2 separate regions of the Homo sapiens genome follow, and region 1 is linked to region 2. A link is an interaction called in ENCODE POLR2A ChIA-PET data of the cell type or tissue named here. Cell type or tissue: B cell. All regions are shown on one strand. Links, peaks and the distances in the headings refer to the core of each region. The heading gives the core; the rest is flanking DNA.

Region 1 (10,467 bases), core at 1,551-9,550, 170 kb before region 2:
ACTTTCAGCCTTACACACTCACCCACTCAGCCGCCCCACTTTTGGGGAGGAGAGGGAGGCTGGAGATTGTTGAATCGCCACTGGCCAATGATTTAGTCAATCATGTGTATGTAATGAAACCTTGATTAAACACTTTGAACAAGAGGCTCTGGAAGCCTCCAGGTGGGGGAACACATCAATGTGCTGGGATGATGGTGCACACAGAGCACATGTAAGCTCTGTGTCTTCCCTGGCCCCACCTACACACACTCAATACCTGGCCCTACTCCTGTCTTCCATTTGGCTGTTTCTGAATTGTATTCTTTATAATAAAACCATAATCATAATTATAAAGCTTTCCTAAGCTCTGTGAGTCATTCTAGTGACTTATTAAACCTGAGCGGAGGTCATAGGGAACCCCAAATGGATAGCTGGTCAGTCAGAAGTATGCATAACCTCCAGGTCTTACCACCAGTGTCTGAAATGAGGGTGGTCTTGGGGGACTGAGCCCTTAACCTGTGGAATCTGCACTCATTCTGGGTTGTGTCAGAACTGAACTACATTATAGGACACCCAGTTGCTGTCAGAGAATCAAGGAATTATTGGAAAGACACTTCACTGGTTAACAAATTAAAAAAGAAAAATTACGTGATCATCACAAAAAGTACAATAAGAAAACAGGTGGCAGATCCTTTAGGGCTGACCTTGCCAATCAGCTTGCCCAGATCCCGTATCTATGTACATAGTGTACCACAACCTTTGGTTACAAGTGAACCAAGTCCGTGAAGGGCTTCTGAAAGCCAGAGCCCCTAAGCTAACTTCTCTAACTTCAAGCTGACTCATCCATTTTTTTCTACTATCGTGTATGATTATTATACTTTTCTACATGTGCTGTCATGTGACAGTTACAGGTTTATAAAAGTAGATGAGCTTTTTATTTCTACTATCGTGTATGATTATTATAATTTTCTACACATGCTGTCATATGAAAGTTACAGGTTTTTAAAAGTAGATGAGCTTCGCTCAGAGAGGTAACTCTTTTGTCCTGTTGTTCTACCCTCTAATAATTGCTATGTAAGATCTATTGGTTTCATTTGACTAGAGCTTATCTATTTAAAACTTTTTAAACCTGTAATTACTAGGAATTTCTCTTTTCTTCTCTCCATGTCCCAAATTAATGTGACACAAGAATCATGGGTAAAAGTACCCCAAACTTACCTTGATTGGGCTGAATCAAGGCAAAGATTGAGGAAGTGGAGTATTAGCATGTCTATTTGACCACTTACATAGTCATACCCTGCAATATAATTGTTCTCAGTAATCAAACTGATATTTTTGTCTCCATTGGTTTGAGTGCTACAGAACCTAAGAGGGAAAGAACTATTTTACTTATTAATCTTTTAATATGCCAATACATATAATTTTTAAAATAAGGGATTATTCTGACTTAAAATAAATAGATGAGACAAAAAGAAATGCAGGTTCCCCAATAATTTGCAAACTATTCACCTATTGCAAATATTTCCATAAATAGCCCCCTCTTCTGCTCTTGTTCTCTCTAATTTATGACTGGAAAATCTCCTTGAAAACTCTTTCATTTACCAACTCCAAGCTAAGCCTCCTGCCCTCCTCTCTTCTGCCTTATACTGACCTGTGACCAGTGTCAGATGGGCCTCTTAGAGCAAACCTTTCTGCTCTTCCTTCACCCTCTCCACTGTCTTCACACACTGTCCATGTGGAATCTTTCTTTCTTAAAGGGCATAGATAATGACTGTGCCCCATGAACTGAAGTCATGGTTGGTGAGTTTTCAGCCTCCATTTTTTTCAGTTTTTCAATTGCTGTTGGCCAGGAGCCCCTTCCAAAAATCAACACATCATGCCTCTATTCTGGAATAAGCATCTTCCAGGTAACCCTCAAATGGATCATATTTTGAGAATTGCAGGCTCACTTCAGTTAGCACGGCATTAGCAAGCTATTCTCTTTCTATCTTCTTCAGAGGTGTTTATTCAGTGGCTCCTGTCTGTGAAGGGTGTCTTCAATCTGCAGTCTGAAGGAAAGAATCTCCACCAGCCATATTTTTGCCAATGCTTGTCCCATTGTTTCTTCCTTGCCACTCCTCCAAAACACACACATACATTCTATACCTCTACTAGCACCCACTATAATCACTGTTTCTACATTCACAGATGCAAAATGCCTTTATGTTCAGAGATGGTTAACATTTTCTTTTTGTCACAAAATCTGTAGGTTGCTTTTTGGATTTTTAGTAATAATCTTACATAGAATACACTTACATAGGACATGGTTCCTAGCCAAAGACATCCAAAAGGTTTGCTCAAAAACATGTCTTGTTGGGTCAGCCTTTATTAAATCCTCCCCAGGAGCCGATATTTTGGGAACAAAATATTACTGGTAAAGAGAAGCATGTGAAGTTTCCAAAAGCAAAAGTGTCTGTAACCAATGAACAGATAAAATTTCAAGGCCTATACAGTAAAGCAGCTGTTAGATGATTTACTGGAAAATTCCTCCAAAACATAATAGAGGCTGCCCACTACAAAGGAAATATTTTTCCTTCAAGTGCATAATATTCAAGTTCAATATGTTATGTACTCAAATTACCTCTCTATTAAAATCTGGGGTTTTCACGATAACCTCCACCATGGGGACTTGATTCTCATTCCATCCCAATGAAAAGCCAGGACAGCACTGGTTGGTGTGAGATTCATGAGGTGAGTTCCAAACTCCAGAGACTCATTCCTTTTGTGCAGCTTCCAGTATCAATAACACAGGATAGGACTTCATTTCCCAGGCATATAAGTGACTCACACTAAACTAGACAAATTCGATAACCTCTCACTTTCATTTAGAGAAATGATCATAAAGCTGCCAGTGGGGCACCATGTGATTTTCAAGGCGGGCAGCACAATTGCAAAACAATACTTGCAGGAATCATAGAGGAAGAGAACAATTGTTTCCAGCACCTCCCTTATCTCACTATATGGACAGACAGTGCATAGAGGGACATTCTCAGATGCCACAGCACTTGAGTGTTTTGGTAAAGTCCTGATGGAGACCAGGGAAAGCGGCAAGAGAGTGAGGTGTGCAGCACACAGCACAGTCACTGCTCCACAGCACCAGAGATCTGGAGGCACACGTGGAACCAAATGGGCCAAAAAAAAAAAAAAAAAAAAAAAAGGAATTCATAGTCCTCAGGCCAAGAATTCTCCATTTAACCTCATTCTTGACTCTGCCAACCCACGCGATCATTTATTAGGAGTTAACAGAAACCTTTAGGGAGAGATTTGTTAAGGGTTACAGAATCAGAGCAAGGGAGGAGGAATACGTTTCTAGTGTTCTATACCACTGTAGGACTACTACAGTTAACAATATGTAGTTTCAAATAGCTAGAAGGAAGGATATTGAATGTTCCCAACACAAAGAAATGATAAATGTTTGAGATAATGGATATGCTAATTACCCTGATCTAATCATCATACATTATATGTATCAAAACATCCTTACATACCCCATGAATATGTACAATTATTATGTGTAAATTAAGAAAGAAAGAAATCTCTTGGACTCCATGTAATGTATTTACGCACAGAACACATTCTGGCTCAAACTAGGAGGTGGAGGTCTCCAACTGTACAAAGGGCACTATTGCACTTACTAGGGGTAAGGATTAGAGCTTTCGATCTACACAGGAAAAGTAGAAATGGCAGTCAAGAGCCACAGTGATGCAAGCTGAAGTCAAACCAAGAGGTGTTCCCTGCCACTTGTCTCTTATTTTGAACATGCCAACTAATTGCAGCCCACCCATCCATCCTTCCTTGTGCCAGAGGTGAGGGCTAAGCCATTGCTGCAGAAGTCCTCTTCAGCAGATAGCTGTTTATCTGGTCCTTGATTAATGGTAAGGGGGCTGCTCCTAGCTTTGTTTGGATGTTCAGACAGCAAGAGAGGACACTTGGTTTCAATATGTATATCTATTTGATTCAACCTCCAGCTAAACAATCCTGTTTTCCCTAAGAAATGAACATGGAAATGGTCAAATGTCCACAGGAACATTGGTACAGGAGGAGTATGTTCAATAATCACAAGATATGAGTCAGATGTTCAGAGTGTGATTTTGATATGAACCTTTATTGTGGGAGAGGGAGGGAGGGTTGAGCTATCTGAGAATCAGTTCTGGCTCAGTCCCTTGAGCCTGCTTGGGTGCGAAGGTTTCAGTTCTGTGTCAGTGACTCAGCTCTACTCTGTTCAGGGAAGATAAATTAGGTGCCACGTGCTTTACTCTTAGTGAAATAGGTTATTTTGGGGGAAATATGTGGAAAGTTACTTTTTAAGAAATTCCAGTGAATATGAAGGGCTCCTATCTGAAAAGATGCACATTTGGCTTGTTGTGAGAATTTTTTCCTTCCTTATGAAAAACATCTTGTCTTCAAATTTGTCTGGAACTGTTTACTACATTGCCCTTTTGAGTTGCACCAATAAGAAGGGAGTCAAACACCATTTCCAATAATACTCTGCTCAGTCATAGTGACAGTATGCCCCTGCCTCCCACGCTGCCACACCAGTCCCAGCCGAGGAGCACCTGTGAAGTCTGTTCTGCATCACAGCAGTAAGCAGTCACAGGGCCTATTAGTTATGCACAGCAGGAGAGACCTTGGGGTCAGTGTTAGAGTTATGTTTTTCATACGCATGCAAGACAGCTTACATTCTGCACTCTGGTGGCGTGCAGATGTCCTGGAGAGTAAGGCTCCTTTGGTTCCCTCACTTTTCCTTTTGCTAATAGACCCCAGGCTTTGTTCAGGGATCAGGCAACAATATGCTCATGGTAGTTAGGCTCAGTCTCAGAGAGGAGTCATGGATCATCCATTCCCCTTTGCCTGTGAATGGCGTAGGGATCATGCCAAAAAAAGAAACACTGCTTAGGGGTTTGGAAAAAGTATTTTCTTCCTAGTAAAAGAAATCTTGGTATGACTGAGCTGCTAAATCAATCCACCCTGCAACCCTAATTTTGGACTTCTTGTTTGGAGAGATAATAAATTCTTTATTGTTTAAACCCCATTGGATATAGTGAAAATTTCACCAAAAAGCATCCTAACTGGTCCTCACGGGTAGGAACCTGAATTTATTTCAACTTCTGGAAGACTGTTATGAGCCACAGACTGTCAACTCCTATACAAGCTGAGAAAATAAGCATTCATGGTAAACTGGGGTTATTGAGGAAATTGCAGTTGAATTTGCTCACCTGTAAAATGGGAATATCAGTAGTAACAATTTCAAAGTCTCATCCTGATGATTAATTTAACCCAGGCAAAGCTCTTAAAGCAGTGCCTGGCACATAGAAAAGACACAATTTAATTATCAAGTGTTGTTATAGAGATGAGGAGGCAAGAAGGATTGATCACTTGGGGCTAAATTAGGGATACCAACTAGGAACAAAGATACTCACTTGCAAAGAGAAAGATGATGGCAGACACTCTGGCATGGCTGGCTAGTAGTAAAGTAATATAGAGGAGATCATAATTACAGTTTACCAAGCCCTCTTCATCATGTTCATTCCCTTTGCATGAACACAATTTCCTCAATACCTACAGTTTACCATTAATGCTTATTTTTTCAACGTATATAGGAGTTGATAGTTTGTGGCTTATAATACTCTTCCAGAAATCGAAAGTAAATTCAGGTTCCTACCCCTGAAGACCAGTTAGGATGATTTTTGGTGCAATTTTCACTATATCAAATGGAGTTTAAACAATAAGGAATTTATCATCTCTCTATACAAGAAGTCCAAAATTAGGGTTGCAGGGTGGATTGATTTAGCAGCTCAGTCATATCAAGCTTTCTTTTATTAGGAAGAAAAGCCTTTTTCCGAAGCCCCATGTACTCCCGCTAACTACATGGGTGAGCTGGCTGTGACTGCAGCTCTCATCCAGAATTTGTCTCTAGGGTTGGTTTAGTTCACCTGGTGTGATAGACTGAATAATGAATGACCACTGTCCCCAAAGATGTCAATGTCCTAATCCTTGGAACCTATGAAAATGTTAATTTAGTTCAATGATAAAAGGGACTTAGCACATGTTATTACATTAGGGATCGTGAGATCGAGAGATTATCCTGAATTATCCAGGAGAGCCCAAGATCCTTATAAAAAGGAGGAAAGTCAATACTAGGAGATGTGATGATGGAAGCCACAGACTGGAGTGATGTGAGGAAGGGGCCACAAGCTAAGGAATATAGGCAGTCTCTAGAATCTGAAAAAGGCAAGGAAACAGATTCCCCCCTAAGCATCCAGAAGGAACACAGCCCTGCCTACAGATTGACTATAAACTTCTGACCCCTGAACTGTCAAGGAATACATCTGCATTGTTTTAGGCCACTAAGTTTGTGGTAATTTGTTACACCTGCAACAGGAAATTAATATACCTGACTAACCAGCTGAGACATGATCCCTAATTCCCTTTGTTAGTTTGTATGTTTCTGCTGCAAGTAACAGAAGCCTGAACTCAAAATAGTTTCTGCAGTTAAGGGATCTATTGTCTCACATATTAAAAACAGAGTAACAGAGTCAGGATGTTACAAGTTGGTTCATTCAACAGCTCAATGACATCATCAAAGATCCAGGGTTTTTTTTCCCCAAATCCTTGCTTTGTTTTTTTTCAGCACAAAGGTTTATCTTTTTGGGTTGACCCACTCATGGTCAAATGTGGTTGCTGCAGTTACACTCATGGTCAAAAGTGGTTACTGCAGTTCTAAGCACTATATCTTTACACGTTAACGTCTAAAAGTTGGAAGAGAAAACCTCGTCTTTCCTGTGTCATTTTCAAAGTACCAGGAATATTTCCCAAGAAGTCTCCCGGTAGGCTTTGCTTCTCACAGCATTAGCAAGAATGGAGTCATTCAGCCATTTCTAAACCAGTCGCTGAGAGAGGCATAGAATCAAGATCCACCTCCTGGGACAACTGAAGGGCTGGCCTCTTTTGAAGGTTGTGGTGGCCTAGTTCATGGCTTGTGTTAGTGAGTAAGAAGAGGGGAGAAGGATGGCACAGTTAGCAAATAGCAATGTCTGTTATACACCCTCTTCAAGGTTCCTTGTGAGCGGTCAACCTTACCAGACAGAACAATCTTCCAAGGTAGACGAGGGCTGTCTTTTAGGCAAGGAGTTCAAGTGTCTATAATTCTCACTCTTTTTGCTTAGGATCTTCTGACTAATGAAACACATTCATTTAGTTTATATTTTTATTTGCATAGGGTAAGCCCTAAATAAATGTTTACCAAATTCAGGGTCAATATTTGTGCCTCCAGTGATATTATTGTATTATTGTTTGATTCTCAACCATGTGGGCTGATATTTACAGTCTATTGGAGATTTCAGGAGGCATAGATACATAAAAGTAAAAGTACTAACTTTCACATAACATTTTCTTTGTGCCTGTCATACTTTACATAATTCTTTTAACCTTAGCTATAGGAAGTGGTACTGTTTTTAATTCCCATTTTATAGATAAAGAAATCTAGGCACAGAGAGGAAAACCATTGCTAATCCACAAATTCCTAAAGCAAAACAATTTTCTTCACAGCAGTATGTTGTTTTAATTATGGCTATATTTAAATGGATGAAATGTCTAGAAAGAAAATATTGGTAATTTATCTGGACGACTCCAAATACATATTTGATATGGTACCAGGAAAAGAGCAATTAGAGAGCCACCCCTTGCCACTGCTTAACCTTTCCCAAAGGGGTGGCTCTCTAATTATATTTTTAAGAAAGTAATAAAAATTTAGGAAATACATGTCTGATACATGATATAAACTGCAGGGAGATTTTATCCAAAAAATTCTTTTAGGTGTAAAATTAAACAAAATAAGCAGCATTCAAACCTAAATGAAGGGCTGACAAAAACAAAATGAAAAGTAATGTGTATGTGGGAAAGAAACCAACAGAAAAATATAAACTTTATAAATTGTGGCATAAAACTCATCAACTAGAGGGAAAATGTGAGATTTCAAGTAGTTGACTTAGAATCAAAATCCTTTGGCTTTCCCTAGTTGGAGACCAACATTTTTAATGGTTTTTATATGTTTGTATAACTATGTTGACTATTCTCTACACTAACCTCTTCTTTCAAAAGTATGTATGGAATATTGTGCTATAACCATTCCAGACTTAGAAGCCTAGACTCTGTTTTGGCTAGTGGGCTTTCCCAATCACTGTTTATCCATTTTACTGCTATTGGTTTTAGGTATAATAGAGCCAAATGTTTTCATCAATCATTTCATAAAGATAGGGATAGTAATAAACTTCATGTTAAATTTACTGATTCCCTCTAGGAGAGATAATTATGCCTGAAAATGCTGGTATCATTATGTTGGTTGGCACTGTAAGGGAAATTGAGATGGTTTTAAATAATCTACTGAACAGTAGGAATTTCTATACTGAGTAAATAAAGATTTGTTTTAAAAAATTCCCCTCATCTGAGTCCTGTTAGAACTAGACTATGTGATACAAAGTAAACCAAGGAATGCCTTCAGGAACACAAAATCCTGAAACACACAAAGGGAAATAAAAGGCTAATTTATGGTAAAATACAAAGCATAAAACACAAAAGTTCCTAAAGCAAAACAATTTTCATCATAGCAGTACATTGTTTCAATTACAGCTACATTTAAACATATGAAATGTCTAGAAAGAAAATATTGGTAATTTATCTGGATGACTCCAGATAAATATTTGATATGGTACCAGGAAAAGAGCAATGATCCAGATTTTCTTCTTTTCAGAACTTGACTCTAAAACTGTTCTTGTTATAACTTTAAGGAGTTGGTTAAAATAGTTCACTGATAATTACGAATGTACTTCCTCTTTGCATTTAGTTTCCCCGGCTGATTTATTCTTGCCAAGCAGTTCTGAACACATGATTTCCTCTGAATCTCTAGATTTTAAATTGACATTTCTATGGCATGCTGAATCATTGCGGGTCGAGTTTTAATTAGTCTCAGGCCTTTGGAAACCAATTCGGCAGAATACACAAGAGTCCTACAATGTTTGGGTATCTGACCCAATAGTTCTGATTATGGAAGTCACTTTCAGGAAATAAGACAAAATTCAGAAAATATATTTATGTTAAATAATGTTTGTCCATATGGTAATTATACTAGCCAAGATAAGAAATAATCTAAACGGCCAGTAATGGCAAGATGGTTAAGCAAATTATGATATAACCACTGAATGAGATGTTATTGTCTGCAACAGTTACAATAAAATGAGAAAATTCTTAAATATGACAAGTGCAGGGACATGTAGATGGCAGAATGCAAAATTGCATTTGGCATTTGATCTTACTTCAGCCACATAAAACAACAGGGTTGAATTTTAGTATCTCAATAACATATCAAAACTGCCTGTTGATAGCTCGGAAAAAAGCTAAGCTAAATATATTATTTAGGCACATATACACGTACATGTGTGTTTGCAAGTGTCCATGTGTGCATGATGAAACTAAAAGAAAGGAATGAAAAGCACAAAATTTGGGATAACAGTCACCTCTGGCAAGAAGGCACAGGTCAGGAGGCACCAGGGAAAACAAGTACAGGAGACATAAACATTTAACTTTTGGGCAGGGCAGAGGGTCTTTATTAATCATTATGTCATTTCATGATGAATAAACAGAATGAAGAGTGGCCATACATGGACCAGTGATTATTATGTGCCATAAAACAAGAATTCTGATTCATTCCATTTTCACCATTATTAAAATAGGAGATTATGAGTGACTTTTTTCGCTTTATACATAAATTTCTACAATTTCGAAATTTCTTTTTTTTTTTTTTTTTGACAGAGTCTCGGTCTTTCCTCCAGGCTGGAGTGCAGTGGCGCCATCTCAGCTCACTGCAACCTCCGCCTCCCGGGTTCAGGCAATTCTTTTGCCTCAGCCTCCCGAGTAGCTGGGACTACAGGTGGCACGCTGCCACCCCCGGCTAATTTTTTGTATTTTTAGTAGAGACGGGGTTTCACCGTGTTGCCCAGGCTGGTCGCGAACTCCTGAGCTCAGGCAATCCACCCGCCTCGGCCTTCCAAAATGCTGGGATTATCAGGCGTGAGCCACCGGGCCCAGCCAATTTCTAAATTTCTATAGTTAGCATTATACTTTTAAAATGTAAAAACAACAAACTGGTCTAGAAAGCTTGCAGATTAAAAATAAATTCAATAGATATGTTATACCTGCGTCTGGATGAGCTAAACTTACCCAATTAAGGCGAGGCAATTGAACAGAAAGCTAGAGGTTAATTAAGACTAAACTGCAAACAGTTGGTGGTTATATTATCTAGGCCTGATTTTATTTTTTTAGTCCTGATGATTTAGTCTTCTCTGAGTATCTGACCAAACTGGGCCTTAAGGTAACAAACTCAAAGTATTATATTTTCTTATAATAATCATAACAGCTAACATTACTTTAATAATTCATTAATTTTACTATGTG
Region 2 (10,467 bases), core at 1,456-9,455:
CTATGGTGCTCAGCCCGTCCTCCTTTATCTTTGTGTTCCCCAAGTACAAAACACTTTTCTGTCTACCTGATAAGTGCTTAGTAAAATACAAAGCAGGGACATGATTAATTTAGGCCAAAATAACGTATGTGGCTCCTAACAATTTCCACCCGGTGTTTGGAATAAACAATCTTGCTATCTTTTTTTTTTCTTTTTTTCCTGTGGCAGAGAAATAAAAAAAGAATTGGAAAGCCAATGTCCAATTATTTACTAAAACAGAATCCACTGGAGAGAAATGCAAAGGCAGGTAAAAAGGCAATCTCTTAACATGAAAACTCACAACTGTAAAATGAGAACCTAAACTATACAGCGACAAACTCAGGAAAAAGTCTCCAGCTACTGCTGTCTCTCAGACTCTCACAGTATGTGTAACCACTTCCTCCTCTGCACGGAATCACCCCAGAAGATCAACTCTACTAGATCATTTGAGGACAATGAACAAAGTCTCAAGACTGAATTCCCACAGAAAACATTCTCATGAAACCACCCAATATTCTGGTGAAGTTAAAGAAGGGCATGTGTTCGGAGACAACCAGAAGCAGCAATGCTCAAAACCACAAAACTCTGGATTGCCGACTCTGCACATCCTGGTTCCTCTAGATACAGTTCAGTGGCACATTCACAAATAAACGTTTTCAAAAACTGCCCTCAGGCAGTTCTAGAGAAATGCTTTGACTTGCCTAATGGTATAATGTCAAGAAAGGAAGACGAGCACTGATCATTCATACTCATTATTACAGTCACAGGGCACTGTCTGACTTGACAGATACAGCCGAGCAGTTAAAAGGTTATGGGAATTTAAGTCCATTATGGTCATACGATTCTTATGGACCCAGAGATATGAAATTAATCAGCCACATGTGTAGGGACAAAGTTTGTCATAAATAGATATAAGTTATCTGCATGCTAAGAACTTAGTTACTTAACTCTGTTTCCTCATGTTAATATAAACATAATTATAGAATGCAAATGAAATACTTAGCCTGGAGCCTATTATATAGGAAGCACTCAATAATTTCAAACTATTGAGTATATTATTAGATAGGCTCCATAATTATTTATTCCTTTTTCAACAGACAGTATGATCTATTGAAAATAAAGCCAAACTAGATTTCTTTGACCCACTCCTTTTTCTGTTTGTATTGTTGGCAAGTTGTTCTAAATCAACTTGCCAACATACTATTAACATGTTATTAACATAGAAGGGATGCTTATTTTGTTTGCTTTGTAAGAAATGCTTCTGATTCAGTAACTGGGCAATTTATTTAAATATAAGTAAAAAGCAGATTTTATTAAAAACTACTTTGTGCTATCATAAATAACTCATTGTTCTCTGTGATTCAGAAGTGGATTTATTATTCTTTTGGGGTTGGGGAAGGCACTGAGACTGGTTTCAGCACTGATATTTTGCTTTGGTCCACAGACAGTCCAAGTCTAATGAGTTACTAAAGGAAAATGACATTTTACTGAACTGTTTTCTTCATAAATATAACAGAATGTAGGAAAAATCAACAGTAAAACAGATGTACCTAAAATATTATTATTCCTCATGTAAGAAAACCATCTTGAAAATCATGATTGAACCACTTATTAGCAAAAAAACACAATACTTTGGAGAAATATCCAGTGGATGAATGCATGTATAATTTGGGGAATCTTTCAAAGTTACATCAGAGAACAATGTTTATCAGAAAATAATTTAACAAATATCTGAGAGTGATACTATGAAAAGAACCTAAACTAATTTTGGCTATTGGAGTTCCTGTTTTGGGCCTTTTAAATTTTAGGTGATTGACTGTCCAGTTGTCTTCAAGTTGACATTAATAGTTAAAAGAGATTCCATGCATCAAAAATGTGAAAATTAGATATATACGTGATATACAATTCAAAAGCATATGCAGATCTATAAATTAGTACATCCATTCAAATAAAACATGACTAGCACTTATTCCTTTTGCAGAAGTCATAGAATAGATGACAGGTTCTAAGAATCTGTGTTCCTTACTGCCCTGAAGAAGAAAGTCTCTAATCTCTTAATAGGCCTACAAGATAATTAGTTCCTTGGAAAGGTATTTTAATATACCTTTGGATGGCTTCTAAAACGTTATCTTAATGATATTGCCATGATATTTTGGCCCTCAGTAATTTCCAGCTAAACCTTGAGCCAGAAGGCTCAGTCCTCAGTCTAGGCATGGAGCAGTCAAGGCTGGTTTTATTGTGTAAATGTAAAATATTTTAGAGTAACGCTCCCTGTAGGAAACAATGTGACAGCACCACTAAAAAGCCCTCCTATAAACAAATTAATAGTTGAATTAAAGATGGCCAGGCAGGGTGGCTCACGCCTATAATCCCAACACTTTGGGAGGCCCAGGAAGGCAGATCACTTGAGGCCAGGAGTTCAAGACTGGCCTGGCCAACATGGTGAAACCCCATCTCTACTGAAAATACAAAAATTAGCCGGGCATGGTAGTGCATTGCTGTAGTTCTGGCTACTCAGGAGGCTGAGGTACAAGAATTGCTTGAACCCGGGAGGCAGAGGTTGCAGTGAGCCGAGATTGTGCCCACTGCACTCCAGCCTGGGTGACAGAGTGAGACTCTGTCCGCTCCCCACCCCCAAAAGGAAAAGAGATCCTAGATCCTAGTTGCATTTAAATTATATCCACAGAATCACACTGGTCCATTTATATGCATGATTAATTTCAGGAATAGTGGTTTTTAGAATTAGAGTAAGTTTAGGGGCAAATTACTTTAAACTGAGTCCTTCTGATAGAACAAAGAAGTGAAGGGCACACTACTAATATAATATTGATTTAAATTTACTATATGCTTACTATGCTTACACAGTATCAAATGGTTTATACATATATTATTTCATTTAATCTTCAAAAAGATGCTGGAAGTTAGAAATTCCGATCCCCATTTTACAGACGAGGATGACAACTTGGAGGTTGTTTAATGTCTCATTCGAAGTCACCTGGTGGGTAAATTGCAGAGCCAGAATTCAAACCTAGGCCTTTCTGGCTCCAAACCTGAACAAAATCTTAAGAGCTATACTCAACTACCTTCTAAGAGCCATTACTGCTGCTCTCCCAGTGAGACAGAGTCTACTATTAGGACTTCCCAATGACCATTACTATGTGGTGTCAATAAATTATTTTAATCAGGTGTCCAGGCACAGTGGCTCATGCCTGTTATCCCAGCACTTTGGGAGGCTGAAGCAGGAGGATCTCTTAAGCCCAGGTATTCAAAATGAACCTGTACAACATAGCAAGACTCCATCTCTATTAAAAAAAAAAAAAAAAAAACACAAAACAATTAGCGGGGCAAGGTGGTGTGCTCCTGTAGTCCCAGCTACTTGGAAGGCTGAGGCAGGAGGATGGCTTGAGCCCAGGAGGTTGATGCTGCAGTCAGCTGTGATCGCGACACTACACTGCAGCCTGGGCAACAGAGTGAGACCCCCTGCCTCAAAAGAAAAAAAAAAAGGTGTCTTTAAAAATTCAATAATTATCCCTATGTAAACTGTCTGTAGGAAAATAATAGTCTCAGTCCAGATTTGCTATTATTTAAGTTTGGTACAGCAAAGATCAGAAGTTTGCCATGTTGGTCCAGACATCTGAGTGATAAGTAAACAAATCAGGAGAGGACTAAGGGAGAGAGCTAGGCAGGTCTTAACAGGAAAATGCATATGGATCATCAGAAGTAAATTCATGCTATTTTCACCAAGTACTTCAGTTGTTAACCAAGACTAACATTTCCAGTCTAATATTATATGCAGAAAAATTCATTTGCCACAAAGCTAGAAAAGAAATAGGTTAGCAATTTTGAACACTAGGGTTTATCTTAAGAAAGATAGCTTTTGAAACTTTAACTTTTTATTAACTAAAATTCTGTATTGTTTGATAAACTTCAAAATGGGCCATTATTTTTAAAATAAAAAAATTAAGAGTAAAATTAAACTCTAACAAAACCCCAGGGCTCTTCAAATAGGATAATGAAAGGAAATAGAAGGTTCAAGTCTGCATTTGCCTCTAGTCTGGTGAATCCTGAGACACATATCCATTTGCCTTTTGTGGTTCAGAATTTCTTGACTCCCAAGTTACTGATTTCCTGATAACATAAAATATGGAATGATCTAATCTACCCAGAATGAAAAAATTATCACAGATCATGTCCTCATGGTGAGGGGAGTTATATAGGAAGCACTCAAGGAGGAAACAGCCTGCTGCCAAAAATAATCACTGGTGCCTGGGGAGAGCTGGACTAGTAGGGAACAGATTTACTGGCTGGACTTAATAATCATATTAGAGGGGAAATTCTCAACTCTTAACTCAGGTTCATGGCCTTTCTCATTACATAGTGCTATACAAACACCAATACTAAAAATTTTATTGAATTTTTAAATGTGCATTACATTCACCTATAAAATACTGTTAAAGGTTGTTTTCTAATGAATATATTTGTATTCGTATAAAATGTTAGAACTTTTTTTCAGCTTTTATTTTAGTGTCATAGCATACAAACATCTTCTTTCAGTGAGAACCAGTAGTAGCATATAATAATGCCATGGGGACACTACCCATTTTACAGATGTGGTACTGACGTTTGGAAGCTGATTTTTCTAACAGGGGAAATAAACATCTCCTGAGGTTTGTTTAAAAAAAAAAAGGACAGCAACTTAGTACCATTCACATTTGCGTGATAAATGAATTTATAGGGAGCAGTGATTTAAATACAGCAGTTGAAAGTAAAAGCCATATCACAATGCATGGAAAACCATAGCCACATAGACAGGAAGACACACCAGTGAAGTCTCAGGGAAGAGAAAACTATACATAGATGCAAACTAAATGAATTGCCTGCTATCCTCTGGCTTAGGATGAATCACAAGCAAACCAAGAAAACACAAAGTAAAGAGGTATACCTACTTCAATCTCTCAAGGGCTACCACTTTTATCATTATATTATGGGAAAAATAAGAAGGAATATTTATCTTAAGTGGTGTGCCACAGATGAGAAAGGACATATGCCAAGCTATGTTGGTACTGGGAGTCCTTGCTCCAGGTATGAATATAAGGTCCACAGTGAACTTTGACACATAGATTACTGAGTGGCTCCATTCCATGTATAAATCTGTTATCAAAAATATCATTGAAATAGGAAATTAAAGAAGTTCAGCCTATTTCCCACCCCTGTGTTTGTGGGAATGCTCCTCACAACTATATAAAACAGAATGTTCTCTTAGATATACAAACTTCCCCTTTACGATGTTATGATAAGCAAAATATTTAACTCCCAAAAACTTGACAGAAAATGAAAGTGCAGTGTGACACACACTCTGGATAGGAGGAGTGGTATTATCTCATTGATTTACTTTTACTTATCATGACAGCATCTGCTTCCCATGGTCACATTCTGTAAAGATGGAAATATATTTCATAGCCTATCAAATAATTGCATAAAAATAGATTACCATGTGAATCCTATGTTAGAAGAAAGATTATGCTTAACTGAGGACTCTAGATGCCACTAAAAAAAAATCTTCAACATCTTTAGGAGATTAGAGACTTTTCAGACTCTAAAAAGCAGAAAGAAAACAAAACAAAACTTGAAGCTACCAACTTGGGCCTGCAGCTTTTCCCTCTGTTAGGATCTGTTAAGATTCTGTCAAGTCATTAAAGACTAATGACAAATGCCCTGTCCAGGTAGATTAGATCACCTAATCTCTCTGATGGTGGAGATTTAAAGATATGTTAATTCGTATTACACACTAATGTGGAACGCAGAGAAAAAGTGAAAAACTTCTTGAGTTTCCTGTTTTGTGGGGGATGGGGTACACTTAGAGGAACAGATATTAACTAGTGGCATGTGTTGGTTGGAAGTGGTAGAAGAGAGAGAAAATAGAGTTCCCTTTATTTTGTGATTAGCAAAAGAGGAAGAATTTTGTTTGTTTTGCTTTGAGGTCTAGGATTGCTAACATTTCTAATTAGATCACTGAGGGGCTTGTTTCTGCAATTTTTTAGAACTAAAACTTCTTACACAAGATTCTCTAGGGGAACGTGGATTACTGAGTGGATGCCATAATAAACAAACATGCAAAATCTTCACTTGCATAATTATTATAATTTTTCCGTGGTTAAGAACAGCATGCTTATGTTGGGGAAGGCACTAAGAGTTGAGTCAAATGTTATTAACCATGTGAAACCAGGTGAAACTGGGATTTTTATATACACAGTGTTTATAGTATAATACTTGAAATTTTTTGTAGCTTTAGCCTTTACAAACTTTAGAAGGTAATGACAACTTTAAAGACATGAGACCAAGGTCAGGCACAGTGACTCATGCCTGTAATCCCAGCACTTCGGGAGGCCGAGGCGGGAGGATCACCTGAGGTCAGGCATTCAATACCAGCCTGACTAACATGGTGAAATCCCGTCTCTACTAAAAATACAAAAATTAGCTGGGTGTTGCGGTGGGCACCTGTCATCCCAGCTACTCGGGAGGCTGAAGCAGGAGAATCGCTTGAACCCGGAAGGCAGAGGTTGCAGTGAACCGAGATCGCACCACTGCACTCCAGCCTGGGCGACAAGAGTGGGACTCCGTCTCCCCCTACCTCCAAAAAAAAAAAAAAAAAAAAAAAAAGACATGAGACCAAGAATATCGTGAGTATATTTGGTAATTTATTTTCAAATCGACAACTATATACATATATATTTTTACATTCAGTATGTGCAAAATGCTATTCTAGATATTTGAACAGTAAGGAGGAAAAATAATGATGAGTTGGATAAGATCCCTATTTGCAAGGCTCTTAAAATCTAATTGGAAAATAACGCATAAGGACTTGAAAAGTCAAATCAAAACACAAAAGTCATAAAGTCAAACCAGTACAAAGGACAATGTGATACATTTCATGACTCATGATCAAAATAGTGTCAAGACCAAAGGTTATTGCAGCCAACTGTGCCATCAGAATTATACAGAGAGGTTTTGAAAAAATAATTCTTAGGCTCTACCCCAGACCTCTTGAATTAAATTTCTGGGTAGGGCATGGGAGAACAGGGGTATAAATTCTGAGAAGGGAGAGGAATTGGAGGAGGCATGACCTGGCATTTTGTATTATATAAAGCTTCCCAGGTGATACTGATGAAAACAGTTTGGCACAACTTAGTGGATCAGTATTTGGGAATCACTGCTGTGGGCCAGGATGGTACCACCAGGCAAATATACTTCTACCAGTAAAGGTGACAACTGGACTTGGGGTTAAGAAAGATTTTCAGCAGAAACTCTTCTTTTCCTATTCCCACTGATGCCTAGCACACTTAGATAGAGAAATACTAGCCTAGATCATGAAAGTGAGAGTCCACAGTGGAGTTGAAAGATTTCAAGGAGGGAAAGCTTCTGCTGGGTTTTAGTGGAAAAATCTTGCTTCCCAAACTTAGAAGGAGAGAAAAGCTTGCCAGGGAAGGGGAACAGCATGTATTCAGGAAAGTAAAACTGGGCTTGAGAAATGATGTTTTGAAAAGTTGTTTAGAAGAGAGGGCTCATGCAAGGTGAGGCTCAGTTTTAGAGAATATCAGATTCCCTACTTAGGTTCTAATCTGTTTTTATTATGGAAAAATGTGAATACCAAGTCTGGAACTCTATATATCTCAGTTCAATAAACTGTATGCTACTTTTGCTTACTCAAGTTACACTCAAAAAGTTATGTCATTAATTTCATTATAATCTGCACTTCTAGGATAAACGCTTGGCTTAAATTTTTTTTTCATATTTCGTTTTTTAAATAGGGTTCTGGGTTGTTTAGTTGATTTTATTCACCTTTATTTATTTTTTTTTTGAGACAAAGTCTCACTCTGTCGCCAGGCTGGAGTGCAGTGGTGCAAATCTCAGCTCACTGCAACCTCCACCTCCCAGGTTCAAGCGATTCTCCTGCCTTAGCCTCCCGAGTAGCTACAGGCACACACCACCATGCTCAGCTAGTTTTTGTATTTTTAGTAGAGACGGGGTTTCACCATGTTGGGCAGGATGGTCTTGATCTCTTGACCTCGTGATCTGCCTGCCTCGGCCTCCCCAAGTGCTGAGATTACAGGCGTGAGTCGCCGTGCCCGGCCGATTTTATTCAACTTTTATACTTAATAGAGAGAAGCCAGCACTACAATACCTGGTGATGATGACAAAATATTTGCATACAAGATGTTTTGCAAAGGATGTCAGAAAGAAAGAATAAATTTCCAAGACAACTATCAGTAAAACTAAGATTTAATGGTTTGTGCTTATGCAACTTGAACCAAATACCAATATTATTGTTACCTGAGTGAGTGATTCCTGGTAAGATCAGGTTGACGCTCCTGTAGAATTTCAAAGATATTGGGTTGACGTAGAAATGCAACAATCTTGTCATTGTAAGCTGAAAAAAAAATCAGAAAAGACAACAATTTAAAAAAGAATCTATTTTTAGTTTTATGTATATAAATCCAAACCTGTGTGCCCCACCGGGTTCAAGCAATTTTCCTGCCTCAGGCTTGCAAGTAGCTGGGATTATAGGTGCCTGCCACCATGCTCAGCTAATTTTTTTTTGTATTTTTAGTAGGGATGGGGTTTTGCCATGTTGGCCAGGCTGATCTCAAACTCCTGACCTCAGTTGATCCACCTGCCTTGGCCTCCCAAAGTGCTAGGATTACAGGTGTAAGCCACTGTGCCCGGCCTATAAATCCAAACTTTTCAAAATCATCTGTTTTTCAGCCAGGCATGGTAGCTCACGCCTGTAACCCCAGCACTTTCAGAGTCTGAGTTGGGAGGATCACTTGAGCTCAGGAGATTAAGACCAGCCTGGGCAACATAGTGAGAACTTGTTTCTATTGAAAAACAACAACAACAACAAAAAATAAATAAATGAAATCTGTTTTTCTGGCTAATATTACTTATACTCAAAGTTATAGTTTGGAACTAGACTGTGCCCACCACTATAGGTGCTTACATTCCAATTTGTATCTAACCTTTTATATGATTATTGGACTTAGGTCTGTTAGCTGTGGCTTAGTTAAACATTCTTAGTAAACTCATTTGACAAGCCATATTTATTATCAAATGGCAAGATGAGGTCACCAACGAGATTCTAGATCTTGATCATTTAAACTTACGAAAATCAGCCTCACAGAAATGACAAGTCAGAAATGAAAAACCATCTTCTGATTGATTAGCAGCCAGCCAGGGAGGTAAAGAGGCAGAACTCAATTTGCCAAAATGTACTAGTTGGCAGCAACAACTAGGACCAAAATGCAGAGGACAAACTATTCTAAAACTCTACGTGGAAATAAATGCCATTAAGCCACAAATAGCTCTTTACCAAACCAACTATACCAACAGCTACAACACAATCATCATCACGAACCATGAACAAAATGTGTTTAGAAAAATCTAAATCCCAGTCAAGGTTGGCTAAAGAAACTTAAAAATAGTTAATTAAAATTTATTAAGGATACCGTTAATACTCTTTTGTCAAGAAAATGAATTTGTTTACTTAAGATGATTCATCTTGATTATATTTGTTGATAATCATAAATAGGCACAAATATATTTAAATTCACAGAACTAGGACAGAGTGTCTAAATTCTTAAACATCAGAGATTCTGGTATAGGATATTATCAAGATACATGCCTTTCTTTAACAAATAATTAAACAAAAGAAGTATAATAATTCTGTAGAGATCTGCCATTTCCAATCTTACCTGCATCATATTGCCTATAACATATCTATTTTAGTTATGTATATTTATATATACAATAACAATTTTAAAGAAATACTACCTGCTAAAATGGAATACCATTGTCAACTCAAATGTTCCCTAAGTGCACGTTTCACTATATATGAATAATGAAGACACTTGGATAATTATTGAATCGGGGTTTATAGTGCGTCTGAGCTCAGAGCCCACATAACTGTCTAAGCAACAATTTTATAGTGCTTTAAAATTCCATGTGCAGTATTTAGTGTCATATTAGTAATAACATAAAAAAAAACCTAGACTGTTAGACTTCAACCCTACATTTCTTCTTATCCAGAGGTCAAGCTTCTTAGGTCATGGGCATTACATTGAATTTCATGACATTTTTTTTTTAATTTAAAGAAGACGTTTTAAAACAAAGATAAATGGAGAGCTGGTCTAATTTTTTTTTTTTTTTTTTTTTTTTTTTTTTTTTTTTTGAGATTGGGTCTTGCTCTGTCCCTAGGCTGGAGTGCAGTGGTGCAATCTCGGCTCACTGGAACCTCTGCCTCCCAGGTTCAAGTGATTCTCCTGTCTCAGCCTCCAGAGTAACTGGGCCTACAGGTGCGTGCCACCATGCCTGGCTAATTTTTTGTATTTTTAGTAGAGACGGGGTTTCACCGTGTTAGCCAGGATGGTCTTGATCTGTCGACCTTGTGATCTG

Evidence for each region. ChIA-PET counts read pairs that join two places held together with the same protein. Peaks named below come from ENCODE experiments on the same cell type or tissue, not always from the same donor. Only the 100,000 strongest peaks of a DNase experiment are listed, where the experiment ranks them.
Region 1: POLR2A ChIA-PET joins it to region 2 with 12 read pairs; 8 of 35 experiments call an interaction of 5 or more read pairs at or near these places.

Annotation. Positions count from the first base shown.
Region 1 is chr2:196,097,241-196,107,707 of GRCh38, forward strand. No RefSeq gene overlaps it. Among named protein-coding and RNA genes, the nearest start is that of DNAH7, 34 kb to the left of the region's middle. RefSeq lists enhancers at 1-284, 3,723-3,812, 3,833-3,982, 4,253-4,352. In B cell, for the core only: no CTCF peak of the experiment used is centred there; DNase peaks (open chromatin) are centred at 4,211, 4,581 and 8,891; H3K4me3 peaks cover 770 bases; H3K27ac peaks cover 2,058 bases.
Region 2 is chr2:196,262,844-196,273,310 of GRCh38, forward strand. HECW2 (HECT, C2 and WW domain containing E3 ubiquitin protein ligase 2) reads right to left here. Exons shown (of 29, transcript NM_001348768.2): 17 at 8,350-8,446. It overlaps HECW2-AS1 (HECW2 antisense RNA 1), which reads left to right. Exons shown (of 3, transcript NR_110226.1): 3 at 208-1,361. Among named protein-coding and RNA genes, the nearest start is that of HECW2-AS1, 8.1 kb to the left of the region's middle. RefSeq lists an enhancer at 372-491. In B cell, for the core only: no CTCF peak of the experiment used is centred there; DNase peaks (open chromatin) are centred at 5,378 and 5,888; H3K4me3 peaks cover 1,725 bases; H3K27ac peaks cover 6,310 bases.